Regions from separate parts of the Homo sapiens genome. Here region 2 is linked to region 1. A link is a contact called in ENCODE Hi-C or POLR2A ChIA-PET data. All regions are on one chromosome and are shown on one strand. Each heading gives the region's core, a stretch centred on a gene start or an enhancer-like site at or near the end of the contact. The rest is flanking DNA. Distances are from core to core; before and after follow the strand shown. Region 1 overlaps CLEC16A (C-type lectin domain containing 16A). Region 2 overlaps CLEC16A (C-type lectin domain containing 16A).

Region 1 (4,911 bases), core at 1,512-4,011:
AGCCCGCAGGCACACCTCATTTCTTCCAAGTGTCCCAGATGCAAGATTATCTGGTGTTAGCTTGAGTACAGAGAACACATAACTAGAAACGTCATTCTCTTCCTTTAGAGAAAGGCACTGGATGGTCTGTTTCCTTTTCAAGACTGAAAGAGCCAACGTGTACCCCCAGAAGCCAGTGCCGCTAGGCTGTGTACAGACAAGTATCCTATCCACAAGGAGAAAGGCAGAAACAGACCTGGGGATGGGTTAGTAGGGTTTCTCCACCACATCAGTACCTGTGTATTTCTTTCTAGTTATTTTCCCCTAGAACTTGACAATTTGGGAGCCACAGTACATTTGGTTGTCATATCTCCCCAGCCTCCTCTGTTCCGTGACTCTTTTTTAGTCTTCTGTTGTTTTTACGACCCTGAAAGTTTTGAGAAATGCTGGCCAGGTCTTCTGTGGAATGTCCCCCAAAATGGGTTTGTCTCACTTTTCTCATGATTAAACTGGCAGTTAAGGGGAAGAAAACCGTAGGGCTAAAGCTTTTTGGGAACTTTTTTTTCTTTTTTTTCTTTTTTTTTTTTTTGGCTCTGTCACCCAGGCTGGAGTGCAGTGGCCTGATCATATCTCACTGCAGCCTTGAACTCCTGGGCTCAAGCGGTCCTCCCACCTTAGCCTCCTGAGTAGCTGGCACTTCAGGCATGCACCACCGCCTAATTTTTTTTTTCTTCTCTGTAGAGGTAGGGGTCTTGTTATTTTGCCCAGGCTGGGTCTTGAACTGGCCTCAAGCGATCATCCTGCCTCAGCCTCCCAAAGTACTGGGATTGCAGGCATGAGCCACTGTGCCCAGATCTAAAACTCATTTAATACTCATAATTATATCTTATTCCTTTGCTGGGAATTCCAGTTGTGGCGGGTGACAATGGGTGGCATGACCTGTGCAGATACCTTGGGGGAGAGGGGTGAATCTAATACTTGTGTTGTGAATGAAACCAGATAATAATTTCTGTTTCCACATGTGGAAGCAAGCCACTGATGCTTTTCCATTCTCTCCCCAGCTTCTTCCTGGAGAAGAATATGTTTGTTTTCTTCTTGAACATCTTGCGGCAAAAGTCGGGCCGTTACGTGTGCGTTCAGCTGCTGCAGACCTTGAACATCCTCTTTGAGAACATCAGTCACGAGACCTCACTTTGTAAGGACATTCCTTGGTATTTGCCTCTGTGCTGCTGTGCATGTAGCAGGGTGAAGTTGGGCGTGGTTTTCTGTGTCTGCGCTTACTATTCGTCGGCTCAGGCTATCCTAACAAAATACCATAGACTGAGTGGGTTAAACAATAGAGATTTGTTTTCTCACTGTTCTGGAGCATTGAAGTCCAAGATTGGCCAGGCATGGTATCTCATCCCTGTAACCCCAGCACTTAGGAGGCCAAGGTGGGCAGATCACTTGAGCTCAGGAGTTTGAGAACAGCCTGGACAACAAGGTGAAACCCCGTCTCTACAAAAAACCACAAAAATTAGCTGGGTGTGGTGGTGTGCACATGTAGTCCCAGCTACTCAGGAGGCTGAGGCAGGAAGATTGTTTGTCAAGGAAGTCGAGGTTGCAGTGAGCCGTGATTGTGCCACTGCACTCCAGCCTGGGTGACAGAGCAAGACCTTGTCTCCAACAACAACAAAAAAAAAAGTTCAAGATCAAGTTGCCAGCAGGGTTGGTTTCTAGTGAGGGCTCTCTTCCTGGCTTGCAGACGGCCACCCTCTTGCTGTGCATGGCCTTTCATCTGTGTGTGAGTGGAGAGAAATTGAGAGAGTGCTAGCTGGTGTCTCTTCCTCCTTCTATGGGGACGCCAGTCCTATTGGATGAGAACCCCCACCCTTATGACCTCATTAACCTTAATTACCTCGCCAAAGGCCCTGTCTTCAAATACAGCCACAATGGGGGTTAGAGCTTCAATGTAGGAACCTGAGGGAGACATAGTTCAGTCCCTAAGCCTGTGTTTGTTTCTGTGTGGTGGGTACTATCAGAGGGTTCCCCTCTGCTGATGATGCTGGGGGTGTTTGCAGTTCTTCTTTATGACTTGCTATTAAAGAGTTGGGGTCGCTGAATCATCAGCCAATGGAATAAGCACTGGAAGAAGTAAGACAAGGAAGATCTCTGCCAGAGGGCAGGCAAGGGTGTGTGCATTGGTACCAACCCTCCTGCTTCAGTCCCTCCACCCAGCTAGTGAGTGTGTGACTCCGAACTTCTTACCTGCCCTCACTAAGCCTCAGTTTCGTCATCCGTAATAACCACCCCTGAGAGGCAGGTGCCATCAGTGCTTTCATTTTAACACCCAGGCGCCAGCTCTAGCAAAGCCAGAATAGAGAAGGGGTTTCATCCCAGGCGATTAGCTCAGTGGTCTTCAGTGAGGGGACATTTGGCATCATCTAAAAACATTCTTGGGGGTGCTGCTGACATCTAGTGGGTAGAGGGTAGGGGTGCTGCTAAGGACAGGCCCCCCACAACAGGGAATTACCCAGCCCAAATTGTCCCCAGTGCCGAGGCTGAGAAACCCTGGTTTGGTTCCTAATCCTCCACGCTAGACTGCTAGCTTTGTTATTCCAAGGTGACTTCACCAAGCCCGGGCCCTGCCCGCCAGAAGTGGGGGACAAGTGGCCAAATGTCTATATCAGAGGCAGGCTCTAAGTCCCCAGGACAGGTCTGAAAAAAGTCTGCAGTGGGCAGAAAGAGGTAGAGATGGTGGCATTCCTCTGGCCAAGAGGGAGAGGTGAAAGGGCTGCTGAGTGATGGCTCTCGCAGCCGCCGCTAGGTGGTGCTGCTGCCTCAGAGACGCCTTATGCTTCCCGGTGACCGCAAGTTGACAAATGTGGGCCGACTCCTGTCTCCCTAAATGGTTTCCCTTGTTACCAGCGCCTGTTTCACTGGATGTGAAATGACTGCGGTTTCTAAAAGCTCTGAGGGGAAGATCCAGCTCAGTGGCACAGGCCCTTGACTCAGACTGAACCAGGTCCCAGGCCCAGTTCTGCCCCACACTGGCTCCCTGCACGTGCCTGGACAGTGAAGGCTCCGAGCTGCTGTTTGTGCATCTGTCAAGAGGAGAGCACAGTGGCTGCAGCATAGAGTGGCTGGGCGTGAGCGTGAGAGCAGGTGTTCAGAGCGAGGCACAGGGTCTGGCAGATAGGACATGGCCATGGTGTCGGTTTTATCCTTTAAGGCAACATCACCCTCAGTGTCCCTGCCCTGGGAAGCCTCTCAAAGTCCAGCTAGGCACGGGGTGACTGGATTGAGATGGGGGTGGGGCGATCAAAACTTACGGCTTTTAGAGTGTTTCTCTGAATTATGTGGCTTTTAAAAATTGTATATATTTAATGTGTACAACTTGATTTAATATATACATATACACAAAAAAATGTGTACATTGTGAAATAATCACGGCAATCAAGTGAATTAACATATCCATCACCTCACTTTTGTGCGTGTGTGTGGGTGGGGGTTGTGTGTGCACCTTGGGTGATGAAAATATGCAGTAGATCTGTTAGCAGATTTCAAGTCTGTAACACAGTAGGATGACCTGTAGTCACTGTGCTGTACATGAGAGCTCCGGAACTTACTCATCGTGCGTCGTACCCTTTGATCAGCGTCTCCCCATTTCCCTCCTCCCCAGTCCCTGGTAACCACCCTTTGACTCTCTGCTTCTATGAATTTGACTGTCTTAGATTCTCCCTGTAATTGAGATCATGCAGTATGCGTGGCTTTTCTTGTCCTGGCACCGAAAAGGGTGCCCTGCTGTGGGAAACCCAGGCAGATGCCCCTGGCTTTATAGCCCCTTCACCACAGTGCTTTTATAAGCCCTGCAAAAAGGGTAGAAATCATTGCACGTTTACAGAACTTGGATTTGTAAGGGGTGAGGAGGATAGAAGACCTTTGCTTTTATTTTTGTTTTCTAATCACAGAAGAAAAAATGTCCTCATTGTTAAATAACGAAAAGCCAAATGTTAGAAAAATGTAAAGTCAAGTTTCTGCAGAATTCAACCCTAACGATCCATTGTGCACCAGCCATTCTGCTGTTTGCTTTTCTTTTTCCCACCTTCCCAGTGTATCCTAGATCTCATTGTCCCGTTCTGTAACCCTGCCTGGTTTGGTTTAGGAGTGGCAGCTTGTTGTGCTATAATCTATTTAACCTGACCACGGGCATTTAGGTGGTTTCCAGCTTTTCACTATTACAAGCTACCATTTCACAAATGCACCTGTTGCCTGTTGGGGTTAGTGACCTAAGTGACAGAGTCCCGAGAGACTGAGATTACGTACAGGCTCCCGGGTTTATTAGAAAAGGATACCACAGAAAGTCAGCCACACAGTGAGGGGGTAGTAGAAAAATCCCAGCCTGATAATAGAGGCACCTCCAACTGTCCTATGGTGGCCCCCCACCACCCACAGAGTCATCTCTTGGAGGCCCTGGAAAAGTCCCTGCTGGGGAGTGGAGGGAGCCTGTCGCTGTTCCAGCTCCAGGGTACAGCTGAGAGACTCACAGTTGCACATCTGAAGCTCCCAGTATGGTGTCTGTGCTGCTGGTGGTCTGGAAGCCACTAGCCAGTCACAGCAGGGCTCAGTAAGACACCCCAACAGCTCCTTATCCTGCCAGCCCATTACCCCTCCCTACTTCTCCCCCAGCAAGAGCCAGAATGACACAGAAAGAAAAAGAAGTGCTCTGGGTATCAGAATCACCTGGGTGACACGATACCCATGTTAGACTCCAGGTGGATAAATAAACTGTGGACTATTCAGAGAATGTACTACTATATAGCAAAAAAGAAAAGAAAAAGGAAAAGGAAAGAAGGAATGAACTACTACCATTGCATACACAGCAACCTGGAAAGCCCTCAGATGTGGTAATAAGCGAAAGAGGCCAGACATAGGAAGTGTGCGTACTGTCTG
Region 2 (4,911 bases), core at 687-3,186, 88 kb after region 1:
CTTCGTCTGTGAAGCCAGGGAAATGAAATGTTAGTGTTCAACAACACGTGTGCATTGATTACTACTACTGATGCAGCAGAGATCTGGGAGAGGTGGCAGGGAGGGGATGTCACCCTGTGTCTTAGTCCTCAAAGAAGGCTTCGCAGAGGTGGTGTGGAAAGAGGCCGTCAGCTCTGGCCCAGTGGCCGTGGGCATGCGCCTTTCCTCCTCTGAGCTCAGTGTCCCTTTTATGATGGGCCCACCAGCACCTGCCGTCCAGCAGGAGGTGATCCCAGCACGTGCCTGGCACTTAGTAGATGCTCCAATAATGATTGTGTTATATTATCCCAGGTAAGATGTGAAGGGGACAAGGAAGGAAGGGGAAACATTGGTCCTAGGGTGGGAATCACAGAGGCCCTGGAGCAAGACAGGCCTGGGCTCATGTCTTGGCTCTGCCACCCACCAGCTGAGCGACCTTGGATCCATTTTTCTGCTTCTCTGAGACTGTGTTCCCTCATCAGCAAAGTGGGAAGCAGCTCCTCAAAAGCCCTTAGGTCACAGCTTGCAGCGGAATCAGCTCTCGTTAAACGGAAGCTGCCATCGCCATAGCTGTTATCATCACTGGAAGGACAGAGAGGAGGAAGCAGGTGGCAGACGGGCTTGCACCCACAGGGATAAAGCATACCTGGCCTCCTGCTGAGAATCCCTGTCCCTGCTGAGGTGGAGAGAGAATGCGAAGAGGAGCAAGCTTTTCACAGCAAGGATGCAACTTCTCAAGAGTCTGAGCTGCTGCTTCAATTAAAGGAAAAATCTGCAATTTAGAAAACCAAAAGGCATATTGCTCCCTTATCTGGCTGCCTCTGTGCTTTACTTCAATCTAAATCCAGGATTTAGATCACTCATTTACATTTACTAAATGCGGTTGAAGGCGAGGGGCCTGTGCAACCTCCCCCGGCCCCTTCCTCCTTCCAAGTAAGGAATCTGCTTTGAGGTTTCCTGTAATGTCTCTTCTAGATGAAGCCCATGAACGTGGAATATCTCATGATGGACGCCTCCATCCTGCTGCCCCCAACAGGCACGCCACTGACGGGCATTGACTTCGTGAAGCGGCTGCCGTGTGGCGATGTGGAGAAGACCCGGCGGGTGAGTGAGCACAGGACCTGTCATCTCCTGGGCCACTGTTCTCCAGAACCACTCCCAGACCAGGGAGGAAAGGGCTTCTTTGTCAAAGTCAAGAGCCTGCCCTCAACACAGCTTAGACAGTGGATAGAGAGTACCCATTTGCCCCCAGGCATGACTTTCCAAGGCATGTTTTTACCCTTTGGGAAGTAGGGTTTGGCATTCCGTTGCATCTGGCACCCAGTGTTGGCTGCAGAGAGGTAGCCTTCACCAGTGCAGACAGACAAGCCCTGAGCTCAGGAGTGTAAGGCAATGGGGCCAGTTTTCTGTGAACCATCGGGGGTGAGCACGGTACATCCAGTGCAGGTGAGGTTGGTGTGAAATCGTAGCCCAGCGGTCTCAGGACCCCCAGAGATAGTGCGATGTTAAGGCATCTACCTGCTCTTGGGACACAGTCAAATTAAATGTGAATCTCACCAGCCTGCAGGACAGATATGTGTGAAAAGATTAGTTCTCAGAACCAGCTGCAGTGTGTGCTTCCGTTATCAGCCCTTTTTTTCCGAAGCAGGTACTCTAGGAAGCAGTGTCCTCAGGGGTGTTCATGGTATTTTATCTCCCGGGTAAGATCAGAGTTTCTTTCTTAGAAAGCACCATCACCTTTTCCTAGAAAATCATTCACTGGAGACATGAGTATTTGTGTATAGTTCAGAGGAATTCATTGCACACAGCTCCCCTTGTCAGCCTTTATCATCTGAGTTAATTCGTGTGTGACAGAGGTGTTTCACTTTTGGATTTTGCAAAACAGGAATGACCTGTCATTTGCACCTCAGACACGAGGAGTCTGAACCTTCCTCCCTGCAGCTGGTGGTTCTACCTCGGAAGCCTGGGGGTGCAGAGGAAGTGGGACCCATGTGTCTTGAGTCAATCCACATTTCCAACTGTCTGACCAAACCCACAAGCCTCACCGCAGGACCCACCCTGTCCGGCCCACTGACGCCTTCCTTCCATGTCCTCCCTGCCAGGCACACGATTCTGTTTGTGGGTGGCAGTGTTTGCACTGGACGTCCTGGCATCAGCTTTCACTGGAGGACTGGTTCTGACAGATGTGTATGTGTTGCTTCATGATGCTGACGTGCTCACCCCCAGCCAGGGCTACAGCATCCTGTGCCAAGAAGGCCCCACCTGGGAGATCCCCCCGCACCCCTGAGCCAGAAGGTCCAGAGGACTGAACGCTGAGCACTGCTGCTCTGGATTCCACTTTGCCTTTTTGTTGTTGTTGTTGTTGTTGTTGTTTTGGAGGCTGCAGTGAGCTGTGATCCATCCTGGAGTGCAGTGTTGCGATCATAGCTCACTGCAGCCTCAAACTCCTGGGCTCCAGCCATCCTCCCACCTCAGCGTCGGTAGCTGGAACTACAGGCACAAGCTACCACACCTAGCTAATTTTTAGATGTTTTATAGAGATGAAGTCTTGCTAAGTTACCCAAGTTAGCCTTGAACTCCTGGCCTCAAGCCATCCTCCTGCCTTGGCCTCCCAAAGTGCTGAAATTACAGACATGTACCACCACACCCAGCCCACACTCTACCTTCTTTTGGTTCACAGTTCATCAGGGTTTTTCTTACCACTTCTATGAACACATAGCCTCTGTTATGAAGTAGATCAATTCAAATCAGTTCTTTATGTGAATTTCCTCATTAAATTCTATAACCATCCTAGGAGATTGGCACTATTATTATCCCCATTTTACAGAGGAAGAATTTTTTTTTTTTTTAGACAGGGTCCTGCTCTGTCACCCAGGTTGGAGTGCAGTGGTGCCATCTTGGCTCACTGCAACACACTCTGCCCCCTGGGGTCAAGCAATCCTCCCACCTCAGCCTCCTGGGTAGCTGGGATTACAGGTGTGTGCCACCACACTCGGCTAATTTTTGTATTTTTTGTAGAAATGGGGTTTTGCCATGTTACCCAGGCTGGTCTTGAACTCCTGGACCCAAGCGATCCGCCCACCTCGGCCTCTCAAAGTGCTAGGATTACAGATGTGAACCACCACGCCCTGTCCACAGGGGAAGAAATTGATGCATGGAGAGGTCTGGTGATTTGCTCAAGGTCACCCAGCTAGTGAGTAGCTGAGCCACAAGTCAGCCCAGGCAATGTGGCCCCCAGAACCTAGACTCTTAGGCATTCTGATCCACTGCTTCCCACACTGCCTTCTTGAGATCTGCTGGCTCTGCTCAGGACACTGGGACAGCAAAAACACAGCCCCAGTCCTGAAGAAATCAGAGCCTTAGAGGTCAAAGTGGGAAGAGACAGTGGCAGGTCATGTGGCTCAGGCCATTATTCAAGCAGCATTAGGTCAGGTCACTAATCCCACCTGGAGCAGGAAGTGGGACAGGCATCAGATAGGGAGGCATAGGCCCAGAGACAGGTGGCACATTCTGGCACCAACACGGCAGTGATTGCAGCTGGAGCCCACAGGAGGATGTGATGAGGCTGGGGGTGCTGGCAGGAGCCAGATCACGGGAGCCTTGGAGCCCCTTGAGAACCTTGGCTGTCACCTCTTAACACAGTTTCATGACCTCATGCCCTGCTGGGCTGGGGCAGATGGTCCTGATCCACAGGCGAGAGATGGGAGAAATGCAGGGGCCAGTTTGTCAGGCATGTGGCAGAAGGGAGGTTGCTTCTTGTCTACTCTGAGCTGCTGTCTCCATCTGTCAAGTAAAATGTGCCTGCCTTTCCAGAGTTATCGTGAGGACTCGGCAGCAAGCCAATGGCAGGTCTCGATGATAGTCTTTTTGCCCCTCACATGTCACAGAGTTGCAGGTTCCCAGGGCTGTGCTGCCCACCTCCCTTGTCCTGGATAGGATGCACAACCCGAGTGGCTGGCTGAAGCACAGATAGAGAATATCTCAGCTTCTCTAGAGTCTCTTTGCCTGTCTGACAAGTTTCCAAAAGCAACTCTCAAGTCCTCCCAGGGTCCCTGGGTAGCAGAATGATATAAAAGAGGCCAGGCTACCTCAAAGCCAAGGCATCCACTTTAGAAAAGCTTCCTTTGTGACTTTAATAATTTCTTTCTGAAGGGTGGCTTTGGCCACTCATCTCACTACGGTTCCTGTTGCAAGGTAGCCATCTAGAATCATCCAGAAGCTTAGCTCTTCAAGCCCACTTCAGAAATCAGAACACACCAATGTGCTTTGAATCTGAGCTAAAGGAAGTTACATGGTTTAGCAAGCAATTGAGGGCTTATGTGGTTCGTTTCAAGTTTTTTGCTTGTATCCAAAGAACATTCCAAGCTACCCCTTTGGATTCAAAGGTTTTCTTTCTTTTTTTTTTTTTTTTTCCACCAAGTAGACTTTTTAAAGGAGGCTGATCCTTTTTAGAAACTCCATCCTTTATTTTCCTTAAGGACTTGTCAAAGAGGTTCAAACAATTCTCCTGGCAAATCATTCCTAAATATTCATAGATTCATCAAAGAGCTGCTAGATTCTTGCTATGTGCCAAATACTGTGTTAGCCTTGGGGGTGAAGAAATGAGTGAGCACACATCCCTGCCTTCTGGACCGCTCTTTTTACCTAGTGAGGTAAAGTTTATTAACAAGTAAGAGAATAGCAGGTTGGGTATCAACTCACAGTCAGAGCTCTGGAGGAAAGAAACAGCATGCCATAGCCAGGGGCTGAGGAGCGCTCCTCCTGCAGATAGAGTGATCGGAAGAGCTTCTCTGCAGAGTTGACATCTGAGCTGAAACCTGGAGCATGAGGAGGAGCCAGGAAGGTTAAAGTGATAAAGGAGGCACTTTCCAAACAGGGAACAGCACACATCCA

What was found. Hi-C counts contacts between places; a loop is a spot of excess contacts on that map. ChIA-PET counts read pairs that join two places held with the same protein, here RNA polymerase II (POLR2A). Pooled maps may share reads with other maps.
Region 2: a loop to region 1 is called in a map of naive thymus-derived CD4-positive, alpha-beta T cell, with 5 times the contacts of the local background. The contact joins two enhancer-like sites. A Hi-C loop is called at or near these places in 3 of 168 maps with a recorded cell type or tissue (DLD1, endothelial cell of hepatic sinusoid and naive thymus-derived CD4-positive, alpha-beta T cell), 7 of 37 single-sample maps with no recorded cell type and 13 of 50 pooled maps. POLR2A ChIA-PET finds 5 or more read pairs at or near these places in 9 of 52 experiments (AG04450, OCI-LY7, activated CD4-positive, alpha-beta T cell and 4 more).

What each region holds. Positions count from the first base shown.
Region 1 is chr16:10,961,415-10,966,325 of GRCh38, forward strand. CLEC16A (C-type lectin domain containing 16A) reads left to right here. Exons shown (of 24, transcript NM_015226.3): 3 at 1,041-1,174. Among named protein-coding and RNA genes, the nearest start is that of CLEC16A, 19 kb to the left of the region's middle. RefSeq lists an enhancer at 4,103-4,182. Within about 2 kb of position 2,762, at least 8 of the 41 ENCODE cell types and tissues checked have a DNase peak (open chromatin) inside an H3K27ac peak, as active enhancers do.
Region 2 is chr16:11,050,520-11,055,430 of GRCh38, forward strand. It overlaps CLEC16A (C-type lectin domain containing 16A), which reads left to right. Exons shown (of 24, transcript NM_015226.3): 18 at 994-1,122. Among named protein-coding and RNA genes, the nearest start is that of CLEC16A, 110 kb to the left of the region's middle. RefSeq lists enhancers at 1-389, 390-967, 1,980-2,129. Within about 2 kb of position 1,937, at least 2 of the 41 ENCODE cell types and tissues checked have a DNase peak (open chromatin) inside an H3K27ac peak, as active enhancers do.